2 separate regions of the Homo sapiens genome follow, and region 2 is linked to region 1. A link is a contact called in ENCODE Hi-C data. All regions are on one chromosome and are shown on one strand. Each heading gives the region's core, a stretch centred on a gene start or an enhancer-like site at or near the end of the contact. The rest is flanking DNA. Distances are from core to core; before and after follow the strand shown.

Region 1 (6,675 bases), core at 466-2,965:
GCTACAAGCACATGTACATTTTAGTGAACGTGAGGGGATGTGGTCCTTGCCGGCCACACTTCTGCCCTCAAATGCAGAGGTACTTGAAACACCAGTTGGCTGTATGAACGAACAAAGGCATGACAAGGCTTCTGCAATCAGTCCAGGTGCTGGTTACACGGCTTTGGACGGGTCACTTAACCTTGATTTTCTCATCTGTAAAACAGAGACACTAATATCTACTTCACAGAGTTATGAGAACTAAATGAAGCCACACACACACACTGCCTAAAGCACTACAGGTTCTTAATAAATATTACTTTCACTCTATTCCTCTACCTCAACCTTCAAGTTGGGAGAGAACATTTCTGCCATTAGGGATGAACTTAGGAAAAAGAACATGGTAGGTGAGAATCGTTCGTGTTAGTCAGTGTGGACCACACCTTATGCTGAGCACTGGGAAGCTTCCAAAGTTCAGAAGGCACAGTCATCTGTGGGACCCACCTAATCTCTTCCCGCTCTCTCCCGCCTTGCTGCACCCCAGCCCTCCTAGCTCTGCTGGCTTCCTTTCTCCGCTGAACACAACAAGCTCATCCCTGCCTTGGAGCAAACCTAGTGCTGTTCCTTCAGCTTGGGATGATTTGCTTCTCCCTCCCCACAGCTACCTCCGTTTGAATCTTCATATCCCAGTTCAAAAGTTGCCTCCTCCGAACTTCTTGGGGTGATGAAAATGTCCCAAATTTGAACTTGCCATGTTTACGCAACTGCATAAAATTTCCAAACTCACAATATACACTTTCAATGGTTGAAATTAATGTTATTTTATACTTCAATAAAGCTGTCACACGTATTCTTTTTTAAAGTCACCTCCTCAGACGCTTCTTTGCCAACTTTAACATATCTAATCTTCCATCACATCCCCTGGAATTTCTTGTTTACACTCAAAATCTCTTCCCCCCCAGAATGCTGGCTCCAAGAGGGCAGCCACTTGCCTGGATTCTTCCCTTAATGCATACTGGGTCCCACAGTACAATGCCTGGCCCAGGGCGGCTGGTGTTTAATACTACTTGCCTGGAGAAGTACTGCCTGTACGGTGGCACCTATATACGTATACAATAAATACTTGGCGGGCTAAGACAGAAACAGACTTAGTTTCAGAGACTGGTAACTGCTACGAAAGAAATGGAGCAGGTTGACGTGGAAGAGGCTAAAAGGGGACGCCCTTCTGCAAAGCGGCCAGGGAAAGCTTCTCCCAGGAGCTGACATGTATCTGACGAGACGCCAGACGTGTAAGGGGGAGGGACAGAGGCGACACACACTGCATTAACGCAATGTGACCCTTCCCAGAGGCTCAGTTCCCCCACAAGAGAAACGATGGATTAGGCCCTAGGTGACCCCTAAGGCCATTTCCAGCTCTGACCTCGCTTCCAGGGCCCAGTAACGAAGCTTAGTCAACAGTCCCGCTCGCGCCCCAGCATCCCGCAGAAGCGCGCTCCCGGGAGGCAACTCGGCCTCTGCGGGAGCCATGGCGGCGGTTAACGACGGGACGCGCGCGGCACGGGGCCTACCTGGGGGTCTCGCCCCGGCGGAAAGCGGCGGCCGGGAGCAGAAGGGTCTGAGGAGTTTGCGAACCTGCTCTGGCGCGAAGGACGAGGGCCAGGAGCGCGGACAGAAATCCCAGGAGCCCGAAGCCTCCTTAAGCCTGCGGTAGAAACTGCCCTGACTACCGCGGAAACAACGCGCGTGCGCCCTGGAGCCACTTCCTGCGTCGCCCGGAAATCGTCGAAGAAAAAGGCTCCTTTTCCCGCAAGGCGACAGCACATGCGCAAAAACGCTTTACACCAGCAGTTTGCGAATTGGTCCAAAGTTGATGTAGCCGCTGCAAGTTACTAAGCGACTGCTTTTATAAATCCGCAACTGGCCAGGCGCGGTGGCTCACGCCTGTAATCCCAGCACTTTGGGAGGCCGAGGCGGGCTGATCACCTGGGGTCAGGAGTTCAAGACAAGTCTGGCCAACATCGTGAACCGCCCCGCCCCCCGCCCCCCCCGCCCCCCCGCGCCGCCCCCCCCCGCCCCCCGCCCCCGTCCCCCCGCCCCCCCCGCCCCCCCCGCCCCCCGTCCCCCCGCCCCCCCGCCCCCCCGTCCCCCCGTCAGTACTAAAAATACAAAAATTAGCCGGGCATGGTGGCGGGTGCCTGTAATCCCAGCTGCTTGGGAGGCTAAGGCAGGAGAATCGCTTGAACCCAGGAGGTGGAGGTTGCAGTGAGCCGAGACCATGCCATTGCACTCCAGTCTGGACAACAAGAGCGAAACTCCATCTCAAATCAGTCAATCAATCCGCAACTAGGGCTAGTGCAAGGTAGCTAGCTGTTTTCTCTTGTGAATTAATTATTGCATTTATCATGTATAAACATCTAAAAGATTCTGATTGCTTCCAATTCACGTCCAAGGCCAACCTCCGAGAAGCTGCTCTAACGCTGCCTCCGAACAAGGCGAGGTCGGCCGCGGGTTTCCCGCCCTGGCCTCTCCCTGTTTGCCCACTGGGGTACCCTGAGCCCACCTCGGGGCTCTTTGGGCCTCAGTTTCCTGCTGCATGGTGGGGAAAATGATGCCAGGGCTGTTCCTAATTAGGGTCAAGTGAAATCATACGTGAACTACTCTTACTAATAGAACTGTCTGTAGAAATGTTAAGGGATTCTTATTACTCACACACGCCCACTCCAAATATTTCAGTTGGTTGTTTCCTCCCAACCCCTACTTTTAGGAGCATCTGAAGAAGGAAGTGAAGGAAAAGACAGATCACAAGGAAGGGATTTCGTGAGGTTATGTAGCTACCCTGGATTCTCTCCTTCACTACTCAGTGTGGTCTGCGTGCCTTGACCTTCTTAAGGAGGTTTAGGATCTGGGGTATCTTTTTATAAAATGCAGATTCAGTAGGTCTACGATGGGCCTAAAAATCCACATTTCTACCAAATTCCCAGCAGAGGTTGCTGGGCCGTGAACCAGAGTTAAGTACCAAGGCTGTAGATCATTTGGAATCCTGGGCAGCTTTTTAAAAACTGTGATGTTTACACTGCACCCTTAGAGATTCTGATTTAGTACGCCTGGGCTAGAAAAGAGGAAATTAATATTTTTTAAAAGCTCCCCAGGTGATTCTAAGATGCAGCCAAGACTGAGAACCTCTAGTCTAGACGATGATGGTAATAATAGCTCTTTTGAGCATCACCCTATGCTAAGCGCTTTAGATGCTCCATCTCCTGTAGTTTCCAGACCAGCCCTAAAAGATAGGTATTGTGATTATCTCCATTTTATAGATATGGAAAATGAAGCTGACAGAGGTGATGTTGTGTCCGGAATTGGTGGGTTCTTGGTCTCACTGACTTCAAGAATGAAGCTGCGGAGCCTCGCGGTGAGTGTTACAGTTCTTAAAAGCAGCGCATCCGGAGTCTGTTCCTTCTGATGTTAAGATGTGTTTGGAGTTTCTTCCTTCTGGTGGTTTATGGCCTCGCTGGCTCAGAAGCGAAGCTGCAGACCTTCGGGCAGTGAGTGTTACAGCTCTTAAGGCGACGCATCTGGAGTTGTTCCTTCCTCCCGGCGGGCTCGTGGTCTCGCTGGCTTCAGGAGTAAAGCTGCAGACCTTTGCGGTGAGTGTTACAGCTCATAAAGACGACGTGGTCCCAAAAAGCGAAAGAACAAACCTCCCACACCGTGGAAGGTGCCCCGAGCAGATTGCCACTACTAGCTCCGGCAGCCTGCTTTTATTCTCTTATCTGGCCCCACCCACATCCTGCTGATTGGTAGAGCCCAGTGGTCTGTTTTGACAGGTCGCTGATTGGTGCCTTTACAATCCCTCAGCTAGACACAAAGGTTCTCCAAGGCCCCACCAGAGTAGCCAGATACAGAGTGTCCATTGGTGCATTTACAAACCCTGAGCTAGACACAGGGTGCTGATTGGTGTGTTTACAAACCTTGAGCTAGATACAGAGTGCTGATTGGTGTATTTACAATCCCTGAGCTAGACATAAAGATTCTCCAAGGCCGCATCAGAGTAGCTAGATACAGAGTGTCGATTGGTGTATTTACAATCCCTGAGCTAGACATAAAGGTTCTCCACCTCCCCACCAGACTCAGGAGCCCAGCTGGCTTCACCCAGTGGATCCCGCACCGGGGCTGCAGGTGGAGCTGCCCACCAGTCCCAGGCCGTGCGCTCGCGCTCCTCAGCCCTTGGGTGGTCCGTGGGACTGGGCGCCGTGGAGCGGGGGTGGCACTCGCGTCGGGGAGGCTCGGGCAGCACAGGAGCCCATGGAGGGGGTGGGAGGCTCAGGCATGGCAGGCTGCAGGTCCCGAGCCCTGCCCTGCGGGAAGGCAGCTAAGGCCCGGTGAGAAATAGAGCGCAGCGCTGGTGGGCTGGCACTGCTGGGGGACCCAGTACACCCTTCGCAGCCGCTGGCCCGGGTGCCAAGCCCCTCATTGCCAGGGGCCAGCAGGGCCGGCCGGCTGCTCCGAGTGCGGGGCCCGCCAAGCCCACGCCCACCCGGAACTCCAGCTGGCCCGCAAGCGCCGCGCGCAGCCCCGGTTCCCGCTCGCGCCTCTCCCTCCACCCCTCCCTGCAAGCTGAGGGAGCGGGCTTCGGCCTTGGCCAGCCCAGAAACGGGGTCCCACAGTGCAGCGGTGGGCTGAAGGGCTCCTCAAGTGCCGCCAAAGTGGGAGCCCAGGCAGAGGATGCCCCGAGAGCGAGCGAGGGCTGTGAGGACTGCCAGCACGCTGTCATCTCTCAATGTGACTTACCAGAGCTCACACAACTGATACAGAGTAGGTCCATGATGTCTGTCCTGTGCCTGACCCTCCTACCAGCAAAGCTTTGGACTCATCTCTGAGAAGTGCTTCAACTACATTTTCTTATCCTTTTTCAATGGAACTCCTCTTACTATCTTTCCTTTAAACTCTCAAAAGCCCTCCCAAAGCTCTCTCAGGGTTTCGAGGCATATTCTGCCTCATTAAATAGTGTATTTGTCTTGTCTAGATTCCTAGATTTAAAACTTGTATCTACTTCCATGTATATGCTTTGCAGCACCAAGCAGAGTATCTTACATGTGTTCGTTATTAATACTTGTTGCATTTTATGTTTCAACGCCCAATGTATCTTCCAGAAGCCTCTATTATGATACAGATTCCTCTATAATCCTGGTTATTCAGCATGCTCTATAAACTCTTCCCGCTGTTTAGGATTATGTAGTTGACAAACTGCTTTTGCATATACCATCAGTGGAACCACTGAGGAGCAGTATGCTCGCCCAAATATTATAGCTGATATTCCAAGACTCTTGTTAAATGGATAATCTCATTTAATCCTCACCATGACCCTACCAAGTCATTATTATTGTTGTTATGCCCATTTTATGGTTGATGAAACTGAGATCAGGTTGTAACTTGTCCCAGCCATAGAGGCAAGGAGTAGACGTAGAATTGGAATGCAAGCAGCCTGCCCCAAAACCTAACTCTACACTTCCACAGGTGGCAGATTATGCTGATTTATGTTTTGCCTCCTAGAAACAAAAAGGGAGAACGGTATTTTATTTTATTTTTTTTTGAGATGGACTCTCGCCCTGTCGCCCAGGCTGGAGTGAGTGCAGTGGCGCGACCTCGGCTCGGTGTAACCTCTGCCTCTAGGGCTCAAGCGATTATCCTGCCTCAGCCTCTCCAGTAACTGGGATTACGGGTGCACACCACCATGCCTGGCTAATTTTTGTATCTTTCGTAGAGACGGGGTTTCACTATGTTGGTCAGGCTGGTCTTGAACTCCTGACCTTGTGATCCGCCCACCTTGGCCTCCCAAAGTGCTGGGATTACAGGCGTGAGCTACCGTGCTCTGCGAGATCAGTAAGATTTTATCCCTGGGTATGATTGTATGATTATTGAGCCATACAATATAGGTGAAAAATAATTAAACAATAGAAAAATAATTAAATTTTGGTAGTGACTGTCATTCAAACTGGTAAACTTTTCTGCCATTTTTACACAGGGAATATTTATGAATAAGTACAGTTTCTATTAATTGCTAGATGAATAGAAACTGAACATGCCTATATTCTTAGCATGAGTTACTTTTCATTTTGAATTTTTAATAAAAGAGATGTAATATGTTGGCTTAAAGTTTTGTGAATAGCTAGGTTGCAAAGAAGCACACATTAAGTGTAGCTTTACAGGGAATTGGGGCATCCAAAGCTGATTAACAAAGCGGATTCCTGTTGAGTGTATCACATAGAAACCCTCTTGGTTTTCCCCAAACTCTTTTGTTGTGACTCAAGACTCTACCCCATTCCTTTAGACAATGACTTGAAAACATTTCAAAGAAATTTCCACCCAAAATAGTGGAAGGAGTTGAGAGAATAATGAGCGTTTGCCAGCAGAGGGCGACCTTGGCTTGTTTCTACAGGATTGTTTCCTTGGGATACCTATCTGTGTAACAGTGAACAGAGAAGTTCATTTAGCAAACAGAAGTGCACGTTTCTCAATATTTCACTACAAAAACATTTCATTGAAAATCTTTTAATGTACATGTATATATAGCTTAGAGAATATGTTCTTTTCAGCACCACTGAACAGATTATCTACATCAAACTAGCAGCTCAACTGAGACACTCAGTAAGGAAGTCATAGATGGAAACCCTGGAGGGTTTTCCTTATTTTTATAAA
Region 2 (6,685 bases), core at 984-3,483, 99 kb before region 1:
TGCCTCAGCCTCTCAAGTAACTGGGATTACAGGCACACACCACCATGCCCGGCCCCACTCTACCACTCTAGTCTTTAAAACACAAGGCAGAACAATCTCATGGGCCCCGTTGTCCCCCGTCTCACTCAGTCAAGTCCAAAGCCCTCAACAGTGCGGCACAGGCCCATCCCGGCCCGACCATCCCTCCCCACGACAGCCCCTCCAACCTCATCCCGCCACACTCCTTCTTGTTCACTGCCCTGCAGCCACACTGGCCACCCTGCTGCCGCCCCTGCCTCAAGGCCTTTGCACTGGTTGTTCCCTCTGTTTGGCACATCCTGCGCCCAGGGCCTGGCTCATTCTCTCCATTCAGATGTCTGCTCAAATGTCACCTCCCCAGAGGCCTTCTCTGACCACCCTGCCTAAGGCAGGCTCCTGTCCCATCCTCCTCCTGCCCTTTACCCGGTTTAACTGTCTCTGGCGTCCTTCCACCTGACATAGCATAGACAGCACGTGCTTGTGGGTTTATTCCCGGCATGGCTGTGCAGATGGCCCAGCAACTGGCCTGAGAAGGCTTCAATAAACACTGGCTGAACAAATGAAAGAGTAGGTGAATGAATGATTGAGTGAACGAGTAAGCAGATGAAGACCCATCCTGAAGACTCATCCAACCCTAATTGCTCATGAGTGTTGCCAAGTTGCCGCTCTTGTGAGGGGCAGATAAGAATGTGGTTTCCAAAGTTCCGGTTCCTCTTGAGCAGCGGAAGCGCTCCCCTGTGACCTCTGCAGTGGGAACAGCAGCATCCCCTCTCATAGCCCCGCAAAGACAAGGCTCCTGGGCCTCCTTCTAAGGGGCAGCAGGACTCGGGGTGCCTGGGGAGGTCAGGCCTGCATCCCAACACCAGCACTGTCCCCATGGGCTGTGCGGGCCCGGGCTGGTTACCTGACCTCTCTGTGCCTTGGTGTTCTTATCTACAAGATGGGTACAAAGAGGATTTACGTGGCTGCAGGGCTGTTGTGAGAACTGAATACACTCATACGCAGCCAGGCTGAGAATGGTCCCCCGTGAGTGCTCAGTAAGCAAGAGCAAGCATCACCACGTGGCACCATGGAGAAGGGTGGTCTTCCATTATCTCCTTCTCTTTCTTGGGGCAAGGCGAGGCATGTGATTGTCCCCATCTGGAGCTTGGCCAAGCCAGAGCAGGGGATGTGACAGAGCCCTCAGCATGGTGACATCCCGGAGTTTTGACTATGGGGCTGCAATAGCCACAAGTGCACTGGTGTGCCATGCGGATGTTTCACCTTCGGGGTCTGCCTGGGATGAGCTGCCATCCCCCCTTCTTTGCTGCTGAGGCAGTCAGACCTGAATTGTCTCCACCCCACTGCCAGCTTCACTGAGGAGGAAAGAGAAAGAAAAGGAATGCCGAGGCCCCCAGACAGGAGGCCAAAGATACACAGCCCTCTGGGAAAGGGGGAGGTGGATGCCCAGAGGTGAGGAGTGCTGGCCTGGGGGACTCCTTCGGGGGGCTCCGGGGCTGGCTAGCTGCGGGTGCTGGGCCCAGCCCTGGGCTTGTGTGCCCATAGGGACTGTACCTTCCACATGAGGGGACGTGACCAAGCGGCTGCAACCACACACCTCCCGGCCGGGGCTCGACAGAGCAAGAGGGTCATGAGTATTTCTCACAGAAGGTGAAGTGTGCAGACACAGTGCCATCTGTGGCCTGCACGCTCTCCGGGCCCCTCCAAGCCACCCCCTCCGTCCTTTCTCAGGCCGGGTCCACCCTAGAAACCCAGTGTGTTGGCAGCAGTTTGCCCCAGATGGTCCCTGCTGCTCCCAGCACCTCAGCTCACCCGGCCATGCCCCAGCCTCCAGTGCACTTCATCACCTGCCCTAGAAGCAAGATGCTGAGACCTCGAAGACTGCACTCAGACCCTCAGAGCAAAATATTCGCAACTAATGTGCCAGCAAATTTCCCAAAGCCAAGTAAAACTTAGGATCCAGCAACCCTCCAGTGAGTCCCGAGCAAGGGGCTCGATGATGTGGTTTTGCTCTCCCTCTCCTCAGGCCACTCTGGGCAGGCAGTTTGTCACCGGGAGAGATGACTGCCCCCCCTCACTGGAGCAGGACTGGTGACCACACTGGCAGCCAGATGTTGGCCCAGCGTCGTAAATGATGCAGGACGGCTTATCGGCCACAGGAAGCCAGAGAGCCAGGCTGCAGCCACACAGAGTGAAGAAACAGGCTTGTGGGAGAGGAAGCTGCCCAGCCTCGGTTATGCAAAGTATACGGGGGTGCGGGGTGGGGAGCGGGGGGGCTCTTCCTCTATTACATAATTATCTCTGCATCCCTGCTGGAGGGAGGCTTGCACCTCAGCTGCACTTCCGAGTCACTTGGGGTGTCGAGTGCCACCCTAGGGATTCTGGCACAGTTGGTCTGCAGCATGACCTGGGCAGGAGGGTTTTTTAAAGCCCTCTGGATGATTCTAGGAGCAGCCAATGTTATAAACACAGGCTCCAGATTTAGAACACAGGCTCAGGTTCAGGAGCAGAGCTTCAGCCTACAGGTCCTGAGGGATCCCACCCAACTGCGAGGATCACAGAGACTAAGCTGTGAATAGTGCCCTGGAGTTGTGCAGTTTACAGCCTGTGCAACTGGACACAGCCGACCTGATGGGGGGCAGGGGAGAAAGTGAGCATCCAAACTACTTTGTTGGTGAAGAATGACATGGAGGTGCAGGTTCAGACCCCAGTGCTGCCACCTGTTCAGGGAATTTGTACTCGGTGCCTCCTGTGTACGGGCACTATGTACCCAACCTGAGTCATGCAGATGATATTTATGGGAGGGAGACAGAGAGAAAACAAATAATCCCGCACACAAATATATAATGACACATTTAGTAAAAACAGGCGGCAGGAAAGAGCAAGGGAAGTGTGGTGGGCAGAATAATGCCCTCACCCCAGTCTTAGAACCTGTAACTACTCTAGGCTGCTCGGCGAAGGGGAATTTGGGCAGCAGATGGAACAGAGGTTGTGAATCAGCTGGCCTGGAGATGGGGAGATCATCCTGGACCATTGGAGAGGGCCCAGTGTCCTCACAGGAACCCTTCAAAGTGCAAGAGGGAATGGGAAGAGGGGCGGCAGAGGGAAGACTCACCCCGAGGCTGCTGCCTTGGAAAGGGAGGAACCGAGGACCTGAATCCTGCCAACCACCCCAATGAGCGGGAAACAGGTGCTCCTTTGAGCTTCCAGAAAGGGGCACAGTCTGCTGACACCTTGACTTGGGCTCACTGAGACCCTGGACAGAGGGTCAGTGGAGCCCACCCAGACGCCTGACTTAAGGAGCAGGTGAACTAATCAAGAGGTACTTCAGGCCATGGCACTGGGGGTCACGTGTGATACTAGCAAACAGAAAACACACAGTCAAAGCCTCAAGCGAGAGTATGGTCTAGTTTGGGGGTAAGAGAAGCCTTCCTGAAGAAATGGCATTTGGGGTAAGACCAAGAGGAAGAAGAGAAATGAACTTGGCAAAGTAGGGAGGCAGAGAGAAAAAAGCGGGCCAGGGCCCTGGGCAGGAAGAAACCCACTGTGAGCAAGGGAGGGAGAGAAGTCCAGTGCGAGGCACTATTGCACGCTACCAGCCTCAGCTTCCTTGCCTGTGAAATGGGATTATAACAGCATGCCCTCATTGGGAGAATGAAGTGGGCTGGGAAATCGTACAGCAAAGTAGCTAGAGTTCCACAGTCAGGGTTCAAACCCTAGGTCTTCTGGTTACTGCTTGAGTGACCTTGGACAGGCTGTTTTCCCTACCCGAGCCTCCATTTCCCGCGAGCCTGCTGTGAGTCTTAGATAAGACTGTATCCGCAGCATCCTCAATAAATGTGGACTGTTGTTTTTGTTAGGGGAATAAGGCCCAGAGACAGCAAGAGACCTGGTGGCTGAGCCAGGTGAAAAATAAGTCTCTTGTCTCCGGCCTCAACTCTGTGCAGCCTCTCAATCTGCAGGGCCAGGGTCAACTGAGGAAAGCAAAATTCAAGCCAGGTGAGTTGCGGCCCAGGGTGGCTCAGGAGAGGGGTGTGTGTGTGTGTGCATGTGTGGGTGTGCTGGAGTGGCATGTGCATGTGTGTGTGAGTGTGTGAGATTGCAAGAAGCAGCATGCATGTAGAAGTGTGGCTGGGCATAGTGGCTTACGCCTGAAATCCTAGGACTTTGGGAGGCCAAGGTGGGAGGATCACTAGAGGCCAGATGTTCGAGACCAGCCTGGCAACATAGTGAGATGAGATCCCATCTCTAAAAAAAAACAAAAGTAGTGTGTGAGTGTGTCTGTGAATGTACACAGGTAAGTGTGCATGGGTGTGAAAAGTGGGTGAGTGACTGAGGTATGTGGACCCTCCCCAGAGTTACACCTGGAAGGCTCCCGAAAAGGCCTGGCCGCTCACTCGCAGGAGTCGGTTTAGCTCCCTGAAGGGCAGCTGCCAGCCAGGCCGAGGATAAGGAGCAGGTTTAGCTGGCTGATGCTGGACCAAATTAAATGTTAAAACAACATCCAGGCCTGTGGACGTGTGCACTTAAAGCTGTGCCTGCTGCTCTGGATGATCTAGCTGATTCTTGGTGGCCACGTCTGATGTTTCTGCTGAGATTTAGACACCCTGTCCCTACCCCTGCCACCTCCCAGGGTGAAACACCCACCCGGGAGTTCAGGGCCCTGCCACCCAAGAACAGAAACCATGGGGTAAACCCCACCTCAAGGAGACGCCTCACCCTTGGAGGAGACGATGGCGCCCCGCACCTGTCATGACTGCCCCATGGCAGAGGTCCCCTCCCTAATCCAACCAGACCTCGGTTAAAAACTTCATAGCTGTATATCCTAGGACAAGCAGCTCATCCTTCCAGATCGCCATTGCCTCCCTTCCTGGGCTCCCTAAATGCTTTCATCAGATTGCTGCAAGAGGATGAAATGCTTGTAAAGACCTGACCTACAGCCGGGCGCAGTTGCTCACACCAGTAATCCCAACACTTCGGGAGGCAGAGGTGGGCAGAAGGCTTGAGCCTAGGAATTCAAAACCAGCCTGGATAATAAGGTGAAACCCCATCTCAAAAAAAAAATTAGCTGGGTGTGGTGGTGCATGCCTGTAGTCCCAGCTACTTGGGAGGCTGAGGTGGGAGGATGGCTTGAGCCTAGGAGGTCCAGGCTGCAGTGAGAGGTGATCTTGCCACTGCACTCCAGCCTGGTCAATGAGCAAGACCCTGTCTCAAAAAAAAAGAAAGAAAGACCTGCCCTGGGGCCAGCATTTAGTAACCCCTCAATATAAGTGAGCTATTAAGGAGGCTTGGATGTTATTATTAGCAACTAGAATATGAGACAGCCTGAGATTAAGCTCCCCACCCAGCCTAGTGGGATAAGGATCCAATCACAATTCTGTTGATAGTAAGAACAATAAACCAATGCCATATTTATTATCTGGATTGTGACCTGAAGTTCTTACCTTATTACAGGGACATAGACCTGAACTGGTGTGTGTTGCTGTCATTATAACTGTTGGCTCCTTGGCAGCAAGGACTGTGTTGTCTTTTAGTACCACTCTGTCCTCTACACTTAATACGGCACCTGGCACACAGTAGGTGCTTGATGTTGTTGAATGAAAGAGCGAAGACACCTGAATGGCCTGAAGGACAGAAAGACAGCAGTCAGTGTGTCCTGATGCCTGATAAACTTTGATCCTGCTTAACTGGGACTTACTGTTTCTATCACTGAAGCAGAGGGTGAAAGAAATATTTACCAAAAGGCTCCCAGTCCTGGTGGGTTTCTTGCAACTACAGATTGCCTTTTTAGACAGCATTTCTCCAGAGAGCAGCTGACCTCCTAGGTCGTGTTTCACAGGGATAGTGGGGTAGGGGGTGACAAGAAGTAAGCCTCCTCTCAAGGAATCAACACTTACTCTGCATGAGGCACTATGCTGGCGACTTTACATACCTCACCTTATTTAGTTCTCACAACAATTTATAGCTTTTATTTAGGTGCAGTCACCCCTGCCTGCCAGACCCATGTGCATATCTGATTGTTCCCCTACCCCATTTTGTCTGTGTTATCTTATGTAAAATGCAGATTCCCCCATCTTTCCTTTATCCCTTTTGTTTATGTGAAAACTGTGTGTTTCTCAATATCCCACCCTTTCTCCTTTAAATTTGGAGCCCCCAAAATCATCTTCAGAGAAAGACATAGACCTGTCTCCCAGGTGCGTCCTTAACTTTGGCAAATAAATCTCCAAAAATGATTGAGACTTGTCTCATCGTTTTCTCCGATTGACAAGCCAAACCATTCACATGTTACAAATGAGGAAACTGAGGCTCAGAGAGGTATATAGGTACCCAGTGTGGTACACAGATTTGTATAAAATGACCTAAATTCATCCTTCCTTGTATCCACGCCCTTTGCAAAATGGTTTTGCAGCTCTTCCCATCAAAAGGCAGAGGTGGTTTCCAAACTCTTGAGTCAGGTTGGTCTTGTGACTTGCTTTGGCCAACAGAATTGCTGGAAGTGATACCGTGCCAAATCTAAGACCCCAAACTGCCTTGCAGGTTTCTTCTCTCTCTCTCTCAGACCCCTGTCTCCATCAGGAGAACGGTCTGCTGGAGAATGAGAGACCAGTTGTTCCCATCACCCTAGATGATAGTCAGAGCTTCCTGCAGACCTGGCAGCTGACTGCAA

The links. Hi-C counts contacts between places; a loop is a spot of excess contacts on that map. Pooled maps may share reads with other maps.
Region 2: a pooled map shows a loop between it and region 1 (4-fold over the local background). The contact joins the enhancer-like site here to the promoter of RAE1 in region 1. A Hi-C loop is called at or near these places in 3 of 50 pooled maps.

What each region holds. Positions count from the first base shown.
Region 1 is chr20:57,346,295-57,352,969 of GRCh38, reverse strand. It overlaps RAE1 (ribonucleic acid export 1), which reads right to left and starts at 1,715. Exons shown (of 12, transcript NM_003610.4): 1 at 1,548-1,715. RefSeq lists enhancers at 1,246-1,325, 1,516-2,084.
Region 2 is chr20:57,446,104-57,452,788 of GRCh38, reverse strand. No RefSeq gene overlaps it. Among named protein-coding and RNA genes, the nearest start is that of RBM38-AS1, 56 kb to the right of the region's middle. RefSeq lists enhancers at 443-632, 249-749, 623-767, 809-1,308, 1,813-2,102 and 1 more and a cis regulatory region at 687-704. Within about 2 kb of position 2,233, at least 9 of the 41 ENCODE cell types and tissues checked have a DNase peak (open chromatin) inside an H3K27ac peak, as active enhancers do.